2 separate regions of the Homo sapiens genome follow, and region 2 is linked to region 1. Evidence: read pairs that join two places in POLR2A ChIA-PET (ENCODE). Cell type or tissue: IMR-90. All regions are shown on one strand. Each heading gives the region's core, and the rest is flanking DNA. Links, peaks and the distances in the headings are about the cores only. Region 1 overlaps GLUD1 (glutamate dehydrogenase 1). Region 2 overlaps MMRN2 (multimerin 2).

Region 1 (8,887 bases), core at 380-8,379:
TCATTGAATCTGTACACTAATTTGTGGAGTATTGCCATCTTCCCCACCCTCCCCAAAAAGGTTTTGTCCTTTCACCCAGGCTGGAGTACCAGACAGCAGTCACTGCAACCTTGACCTCCTGGGCTCAAGCAATCCTCTCACCTCACCCTCCCAAGTAGCTAGAACCACAGGGGTGTGCAACTGTGCCTAGCTAATTTTTTAATTTTTTGTGGAGACACGGTCTCATCACGTATCCCAGACTGGTCTCAAACTCCTGAGCTCAAGCAGTCTTCCCACCTCAGCTTCCCAAAATTCTGGGATTATAGGCATGAGCCACTGCACCTGACCAGTATTGCCATCTTAACCATATTAAGCCTTCCAATGCTGAATATGAGATGTCTTTCCATTTATTTAGGTCTCTTGATTTCTTTCAATGATGTTTTGTAGTTCTCATTGTAGAAGTCTTACATAGAAGTCTTACAACTAAATATTTTACTCCTTTTAATGCTATTGTAAGTGACATTGGTCTATAGTTTTCTTATGATGTCTTTGTCTAGTCTTTGTATCAGGACAATTCTAGCCTCATGGAATGAGTTGAGGAGTGTTCCTTCCTCTTCTGCTTTTGGAAAAGCTTTTGAAAGGTCAATGTTCATTCTCTTGTGTGAGTGTAAATATCACCTAAGTTCTGCAGGACCCTGATGTCTCCACCCTTCTCATCCCCTTATATCTCTGTGTACCAAAATTACCCTTTCATCTCCTACTCTATAGTCACATGCTGTTAGAAAAGTTGCTTTTTTAAAAAAGATTAACTTCTGCCTCATACCTGTTCTCTATATAAGAATTTATCTGTTAGGCCAAGCATGGTGGCTCATGCCTGTAATCCCAGCACTTTGGGAGGCTGAGGCGGGTGGATCACCTGAGGTCAGGAGTTCGAGACCAGCCTGGCCAACATGGTAAAACCCCGTCTCTACTAAAAATAAAAAAAAATTAGCCAGGCAGGTACCTGTAATCCCAGCTACTCAGGAGGCTGAGGCAGGAGAATTGCTTGAACCTGGAAGGCGGAGGTTGCAGTGAGCCGAGATCATGCCATTGTACTCCAGCCTGGGCAGCAAGAGTGTAACTCCTTCTCAAAACATAAAAATTAAAAAAAAACAAAAAGAATATATCTGTTATTCAGGAACTACTTGTTTTTTGTTTTTGTTTTTGTTTTGAGACAGAGTCTTGCTGTGTCACCCAGGCTGGAGTGTAGTGGCACGATCTCAGCTCACTGCAAGCTCCGCCTCCCGGGTTCACGCCATTCTCCTGCCTCAGCCTCCCAAGAAGCTGGGACTACAGGCGCCCGCCACCACGCCCGGCTAATTTTTTGTATTTTTAGTAGAGACAGGGTTTCACTGTGTTAGCCAGGATGGTCTCGATCTCCTGACCTTGTGATCCACTCACCTCGGCCTCCCAAAGTGCTAGGATTACAGGCATGAGCACCGCACCCGGCCTCAGGAACTACTTGTAATCTGTGCATCCCTATACATTAGTTTTGTATGGAGTAGAAAACTCATAAGCCTAATAACTAATACCTTGTGATTTTGTTTTGGATGGCAGAAGCTGTTTCACGTTTAGCATGTATAGACTGTTTTTGAGAAGGATTTTATCATTACGTGTTTCTGATTTACAAACCATGTGTTTCAGACTTGCCACTTGCCAGAGCCCTTCTCCAATTGGAATTGTTTTTTGTTTTTTTGATTTTGAGACAGAGTCTCGCTCTGTCACCAGGCTGGAGCTCAGTGGCGTGATCTCGGCTCACTGCAACGTCTGCCTCCCTGGTTCAAGCAATTCTCCTGCCTCAGCCTCCCGAGTAGCTGGGACTATGGGCATGTGCCTCCACCCCCAGCTAATTTTTGTATTTTTAGTAGAGACGGGGTTTTACCACGTTGGCCAGGATGGTCTCTCTCTCTTGACCTCGTGATCAGCCCACCTCGGCCTCCCAAAGTGCTGGGATTACAGGCGTGAGCCACCGCGCCCAGCCGGTTTTTTGTTTTTTAAATGTATTGTTTAATCAAGACAGGATCTCACTATGTTGCCCAGGCTTGTCTCAAATTCCTGGACTCAAGCCATCCTCCTGCCTCGGCCTCCCAAAGTGCTGGGATTACAGGCATAAGCCACTGCCCCGGCCTAGTTGGAATTGTTGTTTGAGGTAACAAGCTTATTTAATCCTAAAGCAAGCATAATCCTTTTGTAGTTACCTCTAGAAAGATTCAGGACCAATTTGTCATTTGTACATTGGGAGAAAAGGAGTGGTTAAACAAAGTTGTGCTGACCTCCAGCAGAGGTATGTCACTAAAGGAATGGAAAGTGAGCAAATAGGAGCTGGAGAGCGCCAGAGAGCCCTTTTGTCAGTGGATGAGGCTAGAATATGGCATTAATCTTTCCAAGTGCAGTGGGGATTAGACTTCACAAGATTTTGTTGTTGTTGTTGTTGTTGTTGTCGTCATTGACTTCATGAGATTTTTAAGGTGACTAAGGGAAGGGTGCTAAGACATAGAGTTACAGATTAGGTGGGAGGTGGAGAGGGTCAGGGTATAAAAAGCGATCCTTGACCATTTCAAAGTTATCTTATACTAGCCCTGTATCCATTACATCACAGCTTGTTCAAAAAAGTTTATTATTTAGGCCTTGGGCCCCTGAGTTATAGAAAAACATTACAATATACTGATTCTGTTGACTAAAAAGTAAAATTTATAGGAATAATTGGGTACAGCCCTTAGAACTTTAATTATTTTATGGGGAGACATAATAGTTTAATAGTTTAACTTTTTTTTTTTTTTTTTTTGAAACAGAGTCTTACTCTGTCGCCCAGGCTAGAGTGCACTGGCGCGATCTTGGCTCACTGCAACACCCCCCACCTCCATTCAAGCGATTCTCCTGCCTCAGCCTCCGGAGTAGCTGGGATTACAGACATGTGCCACCACGCCCGGCTAATTTTTGTATTTTTAGTAAAGGCAGGGTTTCACCATGTTGGTCAGGCTGGTCTCAAACTCCTGACCTCGTGATCCGCCCTCCTCAGCCTCCCAAGGTGCTGGGATTACAGGCATGCGCCACTGTGCTCAGCCTAATAGTTTAACCATTTTTTAAGTTGCGTTTTTCGTTTTGTAAAAACGAGTTTGTATTTTACAGTTGAAATAATATAGAAAGTTATAAACTATATATATGGCAGGGAAGAGAAAAAAATTATAAGTGGGAACATGTTATACATGCTGTATGAAACCTGCCTTTTTCCATATGTATGTTCATGATAATTCCAAGTAATTTACATGGATATAAGTTACCCTTTTTAATGGCTGTTTAGTACTTTGCATAGGTATACCATATTTCATTTAATTGGCATACAAGATAATTAGGTTGTTTTTATTTTTACTGTGTTTGAGAGGAGTATTTCTGCACCTTTACAGATTTGAGTGAGCATCACTTAACATGTTTTTATCAGAGATCTTACTGTAGCCGTCAGTAGTAGTATAGTCAGTGATTCCTGTTATTGCCTGTAAGCTAATTTATTAGCCTAAACCTTTAATTTCCTATGATCTGAGGAACTGAAAGCTAAGGCCTAAAACCTTATATGTGCTGAATGTCGAATAATAGGTCACAGCCACATTCTTCCACAAGTAAAAATAATATGGGGCTTAACACAATTGCTTTAGCAATATGACCTTCTCCCCTTTTTCTCTACTTGATAAGGAGGGCTTATACCCCCACTAAGCAGCATGTTACTCTGCTATCTCATACATGTCAACTCCCTAACCATAATAATCCTGCTTATATAGAACACAATGGTACTGTTATCTCTAATTGCATGTTAGTGAAATGAGGTCAAGAGAGGCTAAACTGATTAACCTCTGGTCGCACACTCAGAAATCCTATGGAGTGGCTTATATCTGTTGTGCATAGCTAACTTCCAAACATACAGCAAGTAAATGCCAGAGGGAGAAATTATTATGTAATGTTGTATGTGTCTGCATTTTATAGTGAAACATTTAATGAATATTTCTATGACTTTGATTAGCTACCTAAATGAGATCTAAAGTTTTCTAGCCATGGTAACTTGGTTATTACAGAGACTTACAAGGATCTTTGTGTTCGAGAAGAATTTTTCTTAAAAACTGGTGCACTCCTCTTTCCCTGTGCCCCCGCAGGTCCTGGCATTGATGTGCCTGCTCCAGACATGAGCACAGGTGAGCGGGAGATGTCCTGGATCGCTGATACCTATGCCAGCACCATAGGGCACTATGTGAGTACCCACTGGAAGCCCCGAGGCTTCTGCATTTGCTGTCTACAAGAATTAACAGTTTGACTGATTATATCAAAAGTTGAGAATCCCTGGGTTTTTCTCTCATTCAATCATAATCTTGATGTGCATATTATTTTATGTCTACTTGTCTATTCTTAAATCGTAATGAACACAGATTGAGCTTTACTTATATGCTGCCCTATACTTGTCACTGGAACAGGACCAGGGCAGCCCACTGTGCTAAGACACTAGAACGTACATCAAGAAGCATCCAATTCTGATTTTTCCCTCAGAGGGCTTCCATTTAAAGAGGAACTAAGGTGCATAAGCAGATAAGGTATGGAAATAATGTAATACAACAGTGGAGATTATGAATTCTGAAATAAGACTTTCTAGAGGAGATATTTGGGCTAGACCTTGAAAATGGGTAGAATATGAACATTTAGAGATTTGGAGGATAAGAGGAAGAGAAACAATAGCGTTCAGTTTGTCTGAAGGTAAGGCATATTTATAAAGGTAATAGAAAGTAAGAGTGAGGGCTGGATGCAGTGGCTCATTCCCATAATTCCAGCACTTTGGGTGGCCAAGGCAGGTGGATCACTTGAGCCCAGGAGTTCGAGACCAGCCTGGACAACATGGGGAAACCCTGTCTTTCCAAAAAATACAAAAATTAGCCAAGCGTGGTGGTATACACCTATAATCCCAGCTACCTGGGAGGCATGCTTGAGCCCAGGAGGTTGAGGCTGCAGTGAGCTGTGGTTGCACCACAGCACTCCAGCCTGGGCAATAGAGTGAGACCCTGTCTCAAAACAAAAAAAAAGTAAGAATGAAGAGGTAAATGAACCAGGACAAAAACACCAAGCCCCAGTGTTTGTGTTTTACATGGTAGTCAGTGGAGAAATTTTGCTGATCCTTCCTGGGGAAGAATAGGCTGGCAGCAGTGTCCAGCTGTGCTGGCGCCAGGAGAGAACCTCCTATGGTGTCAGTGCCTTTCCACCAAGTCCAGGAGCCAGAGGACCAGGAGAGGAGCATTGCACATGTGAGGCACATGACAGAGAGACTCAGCAAAACTGGATTGGATATATGTGGAATTAAGGAAAGGGACCAGGCTGAGTCACAGAGAACCAGGAGAACCTGAGTCTGGGGACTGAGCAGAGGTAGTACCACAGAACTGAACATGAGAGGAAACTTAACTCCTGTCCCTGAAAGGGGTGCAACCTTAAAAAATGAAACATTTCAGGAGTAGGAAGAGAAACAGAGTCAAAAAATACATTTATGCCTACTACATGCAGGGCCATGTGTAAGCAAGGTATTCACTACAATTGGGATAAATTGCTAGAAGTTGTTTTGAAGCTATGAAAAAGAATCACAGGCCCATCCAGTCCTTTCAGTCCTTTCAAGGTAAGGTCAGAAAAAGCCTCCTAGGAGATAAAACCTTCTGGTCTGCACTTAGACGGGTGTGTGGACATGGACTAGGGTAGGGGTAGTGGCAAGTGTTTGGAACAGAAGGAATTACCTGAGGGAAGGTTCTGAAGTTCAGAAGCTGGGTGAACTTGGGAGGATAAGGACTGACTACTGTGGCCAGAGTTGAGAAAGAGAAAGGTGGGATAAGAAAGGCCAGTAGAAAAAAGGGTCAGGCCAGGTTACTGCTTGGTAGGTGACCATGAGAACTTTGGTCTTTGTCCTGAAAACACAGGGAAACAGCAAAGAGCTGGTTTCAAGCAGGTGTGACTCAGCTAAGTGTGCATTTGAAGACTTGAGGGCAGGAGACTACTACAGGGGCCCGGACTGCAAGGGGATATGAAGAGGGAAGCAGGGCATGAAATATAGCCTCCAACTAAGAAAAATGGCACCGGAGAGAAGCAGAAAGAAGACAGCTTGAAAAGTGGCTGTTACCCAGAGAAAAAGGTTTTTTTTGTCTTTTGGCATGTTTATTGGCTGTAAGACACAGATTTACCGGTGCAAGAGATAGACAATGCTGAAGAGATGCAGGCTGGTAGAGGTAGTGAAGTCCCCCAGGGGAATGAAGGCCTGGGGAATTCTTTTCATAGTGAAAAGATGGGCCTTGGAGAAGAGGAAGAATGTGGAAATGGGGACATTTCCTGAAGTGATGTCATGCTGTGGCTGGGAACATGGGCAGACCACCTGAAGTCCAACCCTGGCACCTTCACCCATCAGTGCTGTGACTTGGGAGTCTCTGTGCCTCCATTTCCTCCTATGCAAAATGACAGTAGTAATAGTACCTACTTTGTGAGACTCATGAGCATTAGATGAATAATAATCTAATGCACCTAGAACTGTACATAGCCCTTAGTAAGTATCAGAAAATAAATATCTGTAGGTATTACATCAGGTAAATTATACAACCCCCTGAAATAAAACAGGAACGATATAGACCCTTCAAATAATTGTGGTTTCAACTGCCCTTCCCAAAAGGACAGTTTTCCACCTGTCACCTTTTTATGCATCCTTCCCTTAGCCCTTGATTTTAGATTTCTTATCACTTGAAGGAAAACTGTTCACCAGTATAGTTCAAGGGGCCGTGCTTCACAGGACTTTCTCTTGCTGTTAGCACTGAGAATGAGCTACAAATAACATACTGCCCATTGGTTTGCACTATTCAATATAGTGTCTTGCTTAAAAAGAACAAGAGACCAGCTGGGCATAGTGGCTCACGCCTGTAATCCCAGCACTTTGGGAGGCGGAAGCAGGTGGATCACCTGAGATCAGGAGCTCATTTAGCAATGAGCTCTGGGTGTGGTATTTTTTTTTTTTTTTTTTTTTTTTTTTGAGACGGAGTCTCACTCTGTCACCCGATCTCAGGTCACCGCAACCTCCGCCTCCCGGGTTCAAGCAATTCTCCTGCCTCAGCCTCCCAAGTAGCTGGGATTACAGGTGCCTGCCACCATGCCCAGCTAATTTTTTTGTATTTTTAGTAGAGACGGTGTTTCACCATGTTGACCAGGCTGGACTCAGGTGAAGCAACTATACTGGTGAACAGTTTTCCCTCTTTAAGTGATAAGAAATCTAAAATCAAGCCCTAAAGGAAGGACACAGTTGTTTTTGTTACTCATTTCTAGATGTGAACTGAAACGTGCCGCCCTCTTTGTCCTAGCCCCACCTAGAAGTGCAGTGTAGGTGGGAGAATGTATTCTTCTCTGGGCTTTCAGGACCATTACGTATGCTGGGGAGCCTGGCAGTTGGCGCCAGGCCTGACCCCAGACAGTATTTCCTTCAGCTCCAGCATTTGCATTCTCACTGTTTAAAAGCATTTGGCACTCGGTTTGCATTTCTGTATTCATAAGTGTTAATTATTCATGAAAGCAAACTGTGGGAAAACTACTAATTCTATTAATCACTCTACTAGACTGAGTTTTTCTTCCTTGCTTTCATCCTTTTTGTTGGTAATTACACAAATAATATAATTCTAAGTTCTCTGTGTAAAAATATTTAAACAATACAGATAAAGAACAGATCACTTTTTAATTCAGCCAGCTGGAATGTTAGGGATATGTTGGGAGTTAGGGGTTTGGTGTGAAGTAGGGCATTTTATTTTGTTTACATGGAAAGCAAATTGCTTCAACAAATTTATTATTTTATACTTTTGCCACTGACTTAAAATTTTATATGAATTTTCATTTTATATTGATTGCCTATACAAAATAAGACTGTCTCTAGTTTCTCCTGCTCCACCGATGAGTTTACTCTGCAGTGTTCTCGTGGCCGTGCTTATAGTATAGTTGATGTCTTGGAAGGGAAGCCCTACTTAGCCCAATTCTTCTTTTTTCTAATTACACCTGTTTCTGTTTCTGAACAAGAATATACACACATCTTCAATTGAAAGAGGACAGGCCAGGCGCGGTGGCTCACGCCTGTAATCCCAGCACTTTGGGAGGCCGAGGCGGGTGGATCACGAGGTCAGGAGATCGAGACCATCCTGACTAACACAGGATGTTACTCTCTACTAAAAATACTCTACTCTACTAAATACCCCATCTCTACTAAAAATACAAAAAAATTAGCCGGGCGTGATGGTGGGTGCCTGTAGTCCCAGCTATCGGGAGGCTGAGGCAGGAGAATGGCGTGAACCCGGGAGATGGAGCTTGCAGTGAGCCGAAATTGCGCCACTGCACTCCAGCCTGGGTGACAGAGCGAGACTCCGTCTCAAAAAAAAAAAAGACAAAGAAAGAGGACAGAAAGATGGATGGTGAAGACTGTTAACCCCCATCTCCACTTTGCAGAGCTAACCACTGCTACCAAAGATACTCTGCTCACACAGAAGCACAGGACTCTTACCCACACATACCTTTTTAAAAATACTTCATTAAATACTTTCGTTACTCTACTCTTAGATGAACTTGAATGTCATGTTATATTAAGTATCAAGTTATATTAAAAACTTCCTTTTTCAAAAGTGGCAGAATACAACATTGAGTCTTCCCATCCAAGACAATTGTAAAGCCTCTTCCTGTCTCAGGCTCTGTTTTGGTGACATGCTCAAGTCTTATAGTAGATTTTAAGACACTCATGAATGGGATGTGTATGTACCTTGATTTAGTAGTGCTTAAATACTTGTTGAAGGAATGATAGCTTTAGGCTGAGCTAGCTCTACTTTTGTGATGTTATTTGTAC
Region 2 (8,887 bases), core at 686-8,685, 140 kb after region 1:
AGCACAGCAACGGTCTTTGCCATGGCTGAGCTGCAGAAGGGTGAGCGAGTATGGTTTGAGTTAACCCAGGGATCAATAACAAAGAGAAGCCTGTCGGGCACTGCATTTGGGGGCTTCCTGATGTTTAAGACCTGAACCCCAGCCCCAATCTGATCAGACATCATGGACTCGCCCAGCTCTCCTCGGCCTGGGGCTCTGGCCAAGGATGGGCTGGAGGTCATTCAGTTGGTCTGTCTCTTCCCTGGAAACCTTCTGCAAAGATGGTGTGGTGTACGTGGCTTCCCTGTAACCACATGGGGCTTGGCCATTTCTCCATGATGAGAAGGACTGGAATGCTTCTCCGGGCAGGACATGGTCCTAGGAAGCCTGAACCTTGGCTTGGCATGCCTTCTCAGACAGCACGGCCTGGGCTCCAACTCTTCACCACACCCTGTATTCTACAACTTCTTTGGTGTTTTGCTCCTCCTGTGGTTGGAAACTTCTGTACAACACTTTAAACTTTTCTCTTGCTTCCTCTTCTCTTCTCCCTTATCGTATGATAGAAAGACATTCTTCCCCAGGAGGAATGTTTAAAATGGAGGCAACATTTTGGCCAACATTGGAAAGCACTAGAGGGCAATGGGATTAAACCAACCTGCTTGGTCTCTATTAGTCAGTAATGAAGACGACAGCCTGGCCAACCAAGGGAAAGGAAATTAGTATCTTTAGTTTCAGTCATTCCTTGTAGGATATGGTTTAGCTGTGCCCCCACCTAAAATATCATCTTGAATTGTAATCCCTATAATCCCCACATCAAGGGAGAGATCAGGTGGAGGTAATTGGATCTTGGGGGCGGTTCCCCCATGCTGTTCTTGTGATAGTTCTCACGAGATCTGATGATTTTATAAGTTTGATAGTTCCTCCTGTGTTCATTCTCCTTCCTGCCACCTTGTGAAGATGCCTTGGTTCCTCTTCACTGTCTGCCATGATTGTAAGTTTCCTGAGGCCTCCCCAGCCATGTGGAACAGTGAGTCAATTAAACCTCTTTCCTTTATAAATTATCCAGTCTTGGGCAATTCTTGATAGCAGTGTGAAAATGGACTAATACACTTGTGTTTATCTGTAATTTAAATTTCATGTCTTTTTCTCCTTGCCTTACATAGGGTAAAGACCAAGAAATGCCAAACGTGAACTAAAATATGTAGGGCCTTCAACTTTTTTACTTCCTCCAGTATCTTAGGACCATCGTAATTCTTGTTAGCATCTCTAACCAGGAGGCAGCTGAGGGAGGAGGGAAAGAAGACTGTAAAAATCCCCCTCACTAATGATCAACTTTGGAATAAAGTGATGCCCTTCAAATCTCTGCCTCATTTACTTCTGGAGGGCAAAAATAATTGGTAGAGTAGGTAAAAAAAACATGGGACAACGTGAAACTATGTGGGTAAATGTGACTGATTATTCCAGGCCCTGTTATGTAGAATGATTTCCGTTTATTCTATATAAAACACTTGGAAGTTTCCACACTAGGCAAAGATACTAATACTGGACTAGACAGTACAGCTCATAGCTGCAATTATTCCTGTAATATACCAGCATATGGTTTTCAAAAAAGTTCAGATCCTATAGCAAACTGGCCTGAGAAAACAGTCATCTAGCTATCAGAAACAAGGTTTTTTTTGGTATTAAGTACTCAAAATTTGTTGAATATAGTCTTCTCTATAAGAAAATCAGATTGCTGAGGCAGGAGAATCGGTTGAACCCGGGAGGCGGAGGTTGCAGTGAGCTGAGATGGTGACACTGCACCCCAGCCTGGGAGACAGAGCGAGACTCTGTCTCAAAAAAAAAAAAAAAAAAAAATCAGACTGGACTTCGTAGTGAGTTGCTTGTTGGCGTTAACAAGGTTATCAGCACTTCTCATTGTTTGCTAGGAGTTATTACTTCACTTGTTCCTCAGAATTTATTTAGCACTAAGTTTTGTGCACTCAATGTGCTAAAACATCGGTGTTAAAAGGAACAGTATGCCAGGCCACACTGCTCATGTTTGACCTGGGGTAAATCACAACCTCTCTTGAACTTTGTCTTTAGTGTGAGGTGGTTGATCTTACAGCTCTAATTAGGTATTCTGGCATTCTTTTTTGAGACGGAGTCTTGCTCTGTCACCCACGCTGGAGTGCAGTGGCGCAATCTCAGCTCACTGCAACCTCTGCCTCCCAGGCTCAAGCAATTCTCCTGCCTCAGCCTCTCGAGTAACTGGGATTAGAGGCACCCACCACTATGCCCGCCTAATTTTTGTATTTTTAGTAGAGACAGGGTTTCACCATGTTGGCCAGGCTGGTCTTGAATTCCTGACCTCAAATGATCCTCCCACCTCAGCCTCCCAAAGTGCTGGGATTACAGGTGTGGGCCACCACGCCTGGCCTCTGGCATTTTATTATCTTAACCACAGGTTTAAGTATCACCCACCCCCGGTGCAGCTCTCAGTTACCAAGACCAATTCTGCCCCAAGGCATGAAGCAGACGGCCACGCCAGAACAAAGATTAGAAGCCCAGTAGCAGGTGAGCCTTGCTGCTGCAGACTGTGCTGTGTCTTCTTTCTGCTCAATCATGCAGTGACTGGTCAGGCTCTGCTGTTAACAGTTGAGACATTAGGTAATGCAGTCTTATCCTTTGGAAGTTACTGCCCATAGTAAATGAAGTGAATTGATCCCTTCTGGAAGGGGTACATGTCATCCAACCCTCATACAGTTGGTCCTCTTTGAGAGGAAGATTATACATGAAAGTGCTAACGGGCAAGCTCTGCCAACAGCATGGATGTGTCACTCCAGAAGTTTCTGGGATGAGAACTAGAGAAATGGTTCTTCTGGACAGGGTGTTTTCCATGCAACAAAACATATATGACTGCATTTCACAAAACCTTAACATCAAGTTTAAGGGCAAATTTTCTGTTTAAACGGTCCTAAAATTAGGACCCCCCCCCCAGATTAGCAAGACTTCTGAAGTTCATCTGATAGACTTCCTGTCTCCACCTGGGTGGAGGCTCCTCCTGTCCTGCAAGCAGACCCCCCGTTACCCAGACCAGCGGTCAGCACCCTCACTGTGGCACCCAAAACACCACAATGGACGGAGCACACGGTGGTACCTGCAAACCTGATGTGGAAAAAATATTTTAAAATCCCCAAATTGGTGGCTCATGCCTGTAATCTCAGCACTTTGGGAGGCCGAGGCGGGTGGATCACCTGAGGTCACGAGTTCAAGACCAGCCTGGCCAATGTGATGAAACCCCATCTCTACTAAAAATATAAAAATTAGCCAGGCGTGGTGGCGGGTGCTTGTAATCCCCACTACTCGGGAGGCTGAGGCAGGAGAATCACTTGAACCTGGGATGCAGAAGTTGCAATGAGCTGAGATCGAGCCGTTGCACTCCAGCCTGCGCAACAAGAGTGAATGAAACTCCATCTCAAAAAAAAAAAAAAAAATCTCCAATTGGAAAACAAGAGACGGTACCATAAGTACATCAGGACATTTTAGTAATTCCTGAAAAATAGAAGGGATCAGGTCTGAAATGAAACAGCAACAGGAAATCATGACCCCAAACATGTGAGACTGCTGGGGAGATGGGAGTGATTTGGGCGGAGCCCCAAACTCAAACCCAGCCCTTGAGACATGTTGGGGAGGCAAGGGTTGAAAAACTAACTGTTGGGTACTATGTTCAGTATGTGGGTGATGGCATCAATCATACCACAAACCTTAGCATCACACAACATACCTAGGTAACAGATCTGTACATGTAGCCCCTGAATCTAAAATAAAAGTTGAAAAAAAACAATAACAAAAACCAACCCTAAAACAGTTCAACCATCACCACAAGGAAAAAAATAAACACACTTGGGGTCACTGTGTGCCAGAACTCCAGCCCTGCCGTCAGCCCTGAACCCCAGGTACACAGCAGCTGCTGGGCCTCTGGAAGCAGGGAGCCCCCATACTCTGACAAACATGCCCTTAACAAACCCACAGGGGCCAATCCCAAGTTGTCTGCAGAAACCACAACATAATGTCAAAGTCACTCCTACTGTTAGATTTTATTTCAGAAGCAGTGTGAAGAGGCTACATAGCTCGTGACATGTTGCTTAGAACTCTCCTTTTCTCAGCCTCTGCACCCTGTTATGTCTTTAGCTCAAAAACAGAAAAGCTCTCCCTGCTGTAGCCTGAGCACCACCCTCCTTCCATCCCCTCCATCAAGAAAGCTCCCCAAACCTGGCTTGACAATTACTCAGCTCTCTTGGAGCGGGTAGTGGACGTGGATGAATGCAGTAGGGAAAGCCAGAATCCTTTTGAGAAGGAAAGGGGAAATGAGGCCAGCATGGTGGCTCATGCCTGTAATCATAGCCCTTTGGGAGGCTGAGGCGGGAGGATCGCTTGAGGCCCAAAGTTTGAGGTTGAAGTGAGCTATGACTGTGCCACTGTACTCCAGCCTGGGTGACAGAGTGAGACCCTATCTCAAACAAACAAAAAACCCAACCACACCAAAATAACAATTAGCAAAACTTCAGTAAGGTCTATAGATTATGGTATTGTTGGTCATTGCTATTGTATCAATGTGAACTTTCCTGGTTCTGATAATTGTACATAATTGGTTAAGTAATAGAACATCCCTGAAGTATTTAGGGATAAAGGGGTATTAGCTCTGTAATTTGCTTCTAATAGGTCAGAAAAAAATGTGTGCATACACGATACATGGACATTACAAACATTACAAGATGAGTCTCTGTGATTCCTGTACACACACACACAGAATGACAAAGCAATTGTGCAATGTTAGCAGTTTATGAATCTGGGTGAAGGGTAAATGGCAGTCCTTATACTATTGATGAAACTTTAATGGAAGCCTGGAATCATTTCAAAATAAAACATTTGGCTGTTGAAATAAACTCAGATGGGCTGACAAAAGTAGAAGGTAGGATGAAACATATGAGAAGCATAGTAACAATTATGGAAGAAACATCTAGGGGACCTGAGATTTGTTCTAGAAAGTTCTAGAAAGAGAAAAGGAAAAGAAAGAAAAAAGGGAAGAAACAAAAGAAATAATGGGAGAAAATTTCCCAGGTCTAAGAAAAGATCCCATTAGTACTAAGAAACAGAATGAATATATTTAGATATGGCCAGTTTCAACTTCCAACATCAATAATAAAAAGAAAATTCTATTTCTTGAAAATAAGTTAACCTGTATAACATGTCACTTATTAGATCCACATCAGACTTCTCACTGGTGACAAGGGATGCTAGAAGATCATGGAGTATCATCTTCAGAGTTAGATTCTATCTCCAGCTGAACTCCTAGCCAAGTATGAGGACAGGATCAAGTAATAAAAATTGCTTTTGAAATGTCTTGATTAAAATCCCTCCCACAGCAGTGTAGGTCTTTCAGTGGAGACTTCCAATTTTTTATGTTTTTCAACACTGACCTGCATTTCAGTCATACAGTAGAGCAACAGATGTCATCATCTGGATTCTAAACTGGCTTTTAAAAATGGCTCTTCCATTAAAGAAAAACAAGGGGGCCCAATATTTTCTTCACATTGCTTGAATATATATATATATATGTGTGTGTGTGTGTGTGTATATATATATATATATTTTTTTTTCTTTTTTTTTTTTTGAGAGACGGAGTCTTGCTCTGTTGCCCAGCCTGGAATGCAGTGGTGCGATCTCAGCTCACTGCAACCTCCGCCTCCTGGGTTCAAGTGATTCTCCTGCCTCAGCTTCCCAAGGAGCTGGGACTACAGGCGAGTACCACCACACCCAGCTAATTTTTGTACCTTAGAGACAGGGTTTCACTATATGTTGGCCAGGCTGCTCCTGACCTCAGGTGGTCTGCCCGCCTCAGCCTCCCAGAGTGCTGGGATTAGAGGCATTAGCCACTGCACCCAGCCAAAAATATTTTCAATATAAACATTCCATATTGATTTTCACTTTGAGCTTCCTGCATAATGTTTAGAATGTGAGCCAGGCATGGTGGCATGGTCCCAGCTACTCAGGAGGCTGAGGTGGGAGGATGGCTTGAGATCAGGAGTTTGAGGCTACAGTGCGTTATGATTATGCCTGTGAACAGCCACTGCACACTAGCCTGGGTGACAGTGCAAGACTGTCTCTAAAAAAGACAAAATTAGGATATAAGCACTGAGGTGGATGTAGCGACATTGAGAGATATGGAATTGACTTAGATTTCATTTGAACAAAGACCAAGAAGCTGCTAAGATTCAGAGGAGCAATAGGTTGATGGAATATGTGAATTAACAATTCCTATGTCAAAAGGAGATTATGGGCTGGGCGCAGTGGCTCACGCCTATAATCCCAGCACTCTGGAAGGCCAAGGTGGGCAGATCACCTGAGGTTGGGAGTTCGAGACCAGCCTGGCCCACATGGTAAACCCCGTCTCTACTAAAAATACAAAATTAGCTGAGTGTGGTGGTGCACGCCTGTAATCCCAACTTCTCAGGTGGCTGAGGCAGGAGAATTGCTTTAACCCGGGAGGTGGAGGTTGCAGTGAGCTGGGATCACCCCATTGCGCTCCAGCCTGGGTGACAGAGCGAGACTCCACCTAAAAAAAAAAAGAAAAAAAGATTATGAATGAACCTTTCAGCCCTAGTCCTTGCTCCCTTCCAAAAATATTTTTTGTATGTGCCACTGCACTTGAAATAAGCCGCCATCTGGATCCCAGCATCGAGGTGACTCTCCCACTTCTGCTTATACCAGCACTCACACATTTAAGTCTCCATGCCTGCAGCAGTGCCGCTGATAGTAGGTGGCCTCTGCTCACTGCTGGCCACTTTCAGCGGTTTATGTCCACCCAGTCAAGACTGTATGCTCCAAGCGCTGAGCCAAGGCTGTGTAGGAGCGTGCACCTAACTTGATATAAGGATGACATGTCAGAAATGGTCAATATGCTACTACTATCAGCAAATGTTTCTCCAAGTGAAAACTTAGTAACTGACTTACTGTCTGCTTGAAACTATCTACAAGGATTAAACCTATTTTGGAAGAACAAGGATTAGACAATTCTGTTTCTTAATGTCTGCTCTGTTAATAATATTAAAGAAACCTTGGAATGGAGCAGTGAGACTAACAGATTGCTGGAAAGGAGAAATGAATACATTTATTCAGTGTTTCCACAGACAGAAGGAAAGCTGGCAAGCATTTGCAGTTCCCAGAAATCACTGAGTCTTCTTTACCAGGCTGCATCAGAGCGCCTGCGATTATTCTGAGAAACTTACAATGACACTGAACAGAGACTCCCGTGAGGAATCTGTAAGAGGCTATCTTCAGACACGCATTTCTTTTGAGGAACAATAATCAGTGCCACATCGCGTCTGTGATTTAACATGTTCAGTTCCCTAGGAAAAGGCAGCAGAAGGCACACTGCTGGGATGAATTCACATACACCTGAAAACAGCCCTGACTGGCGGTGGGACTCAGTGCAGGTGGGAAAATGACAAGAAAGTATTGCACAGGAGGAGGAAAGCTATCCAAGGCTTCACTTCCCATTGCAGCAGGAGCATCTTAAGGCCAGGTAAATGCATCCCATCGCTCTAAGCTCATGAACTGCTAGCAGGAATGAAAATGAAAAGCTTTGTGAGTAGCAATATGGCAATGTTTTCCAAGAACCTTAGTTTTTCCATCTTAAAGGATCTTTTAAAAGTTCATATCCACTAGTCTCATTTTCAGAAATGTAATATAAGAAAATAAAGATTTATGTATAAGGATGCTTAATATCTATTTTTCAAAACAATGAAAATAATCCAAATATTCAATAGGGGATTGAGCACAGAAATTACTCCATCTTCTTAGTCAAATATTGTGCAGTCATTAAAAAAAAAGTTCTCAATGGCTATTTAATGGCATACTAGGATCCTAATATTACAAAAAATGCAACATAAAAAAGAATAAGGCCGGGTGCAGTGGCTCACTCCTGTAATCCCAGCACTTTGGGAGGCTGAGGTAGGCAGATCACTTGAGGTCAGGAGTTCGAGACCAGCCTGGGCCAACATGGTGAAACCGCATCTCTACTAAAATACAAAAATTAGCCGGGCGTGGTGGTGCACACCTGTAATCCCGGCTACTTGGGAGGCTGAGGCAGGAGAATCACTTGAACCCAGGGGGCAGAGGTTGCACTGAGCCGAGATCGCGCTACTGCACTCCACCCTGAGTGACAGAGCAAGACTCTCTCAAAAAAAAAGATTGAAAAGAAACACTCAAATGTATATAGTGATAATGTCTGGCAATAGAATTTTGAGTGATTTTTATTTGCTTTATTATTTGCTGTTGTTTCCCAAATTTTCTGCCATGAGTACATTTCCATAATCAGAAAACAATGTTTTGGCCAGGCATGGTGGCTCATGCCTGTAAGCTCAGCACTTTGGGAGGCCAAGGCAAGTGGGCCACCTGAGGTCAGGAGTTCGAGACCAGCCTGGCCAACATGGTGAAACCCTGTCTCTATTAAAAATACAAAAAATTAGCCAGGCATGGTGGCAAACACCTGTAGTTCCAGCTATTCGGGAGGCTGAGGCAGGAGAATTGCTTGAACCCAGGAGGCAAAGGTTGCAGTGAGCTGAGATCGTGCCATTGCACTCCAGCCTGGGCAACAAGAGCAAAACTCCGTCTCAAAAAAAAAAAAAAAAAAAGGAAAAAGAAAACAATGTTTTGTCTTGTTTTTTAAAGGAAAAACCCCTGCACCGTGATAGGTTTAGAAGTTCTCTATCTCCACAGGGCAAGCGTGTACCTACCTGTGCTCCATACTGGGTTTCTGGTAGTTGAAGTGTACATCTCAGGAACATATGTATATACACTAACTTAATCATTACAAAAATCTCAACAGATGACTTCTGATGCACAATACCGTCTGAGTGTAGCA

What was found. ChIA-PET counts read pairs that join two places held together with the same protein. Peaks named below come from ENCODE experiments on the same cell type or tissue, not always from the same donor. Only the 100,000 strongest peaks of a DNase experiment are listed, where the experiment ranks them.
Region 2: POLR2A ChIA-PET joins it to region 1 with 10 read pairs; 3 of 35 experiments call an interaction of 5 or more read pairs at or near these places.

Annotation. Positions count from the first base shown.
Region 1 is chr10:87,063,431-87,072,317 of GRCh38, reverse strand. It overlaps GLUD1 (glutamate dehydrogenase 1), which reads left to right. Exons shown (of 13, transcript NM_005271.5): 5 at 4,161-4,255. Among named protein-coding and RNA genes, the nearest start is that of GLUD1, 27 kb to the left of the region's middle. In IMR-90, for the core only: no CTCF peak of the experiment used is centred there; no DNase peak of the experiment used is centred there.
Region 2 is chr10:86,927,991-86,936,877 of GRCh38, reverse strand. MMRN2 (multimerin 2) reads left to right here. Exons shown (of 7, transcript NM_024756.3): 7 at 1-1,338. The coding sequence ends at 135. It also overlaps a transcript of BMPR1A not described here. Among named protein-coding and RNA genes, the nearest start is that of MMRN2, 25 kb to the left of the region's middle. In IMR-90, for the core only: no CTCF peak of the experiment used is centred there; a DNase peak (open chromatin) is centred at 4,777.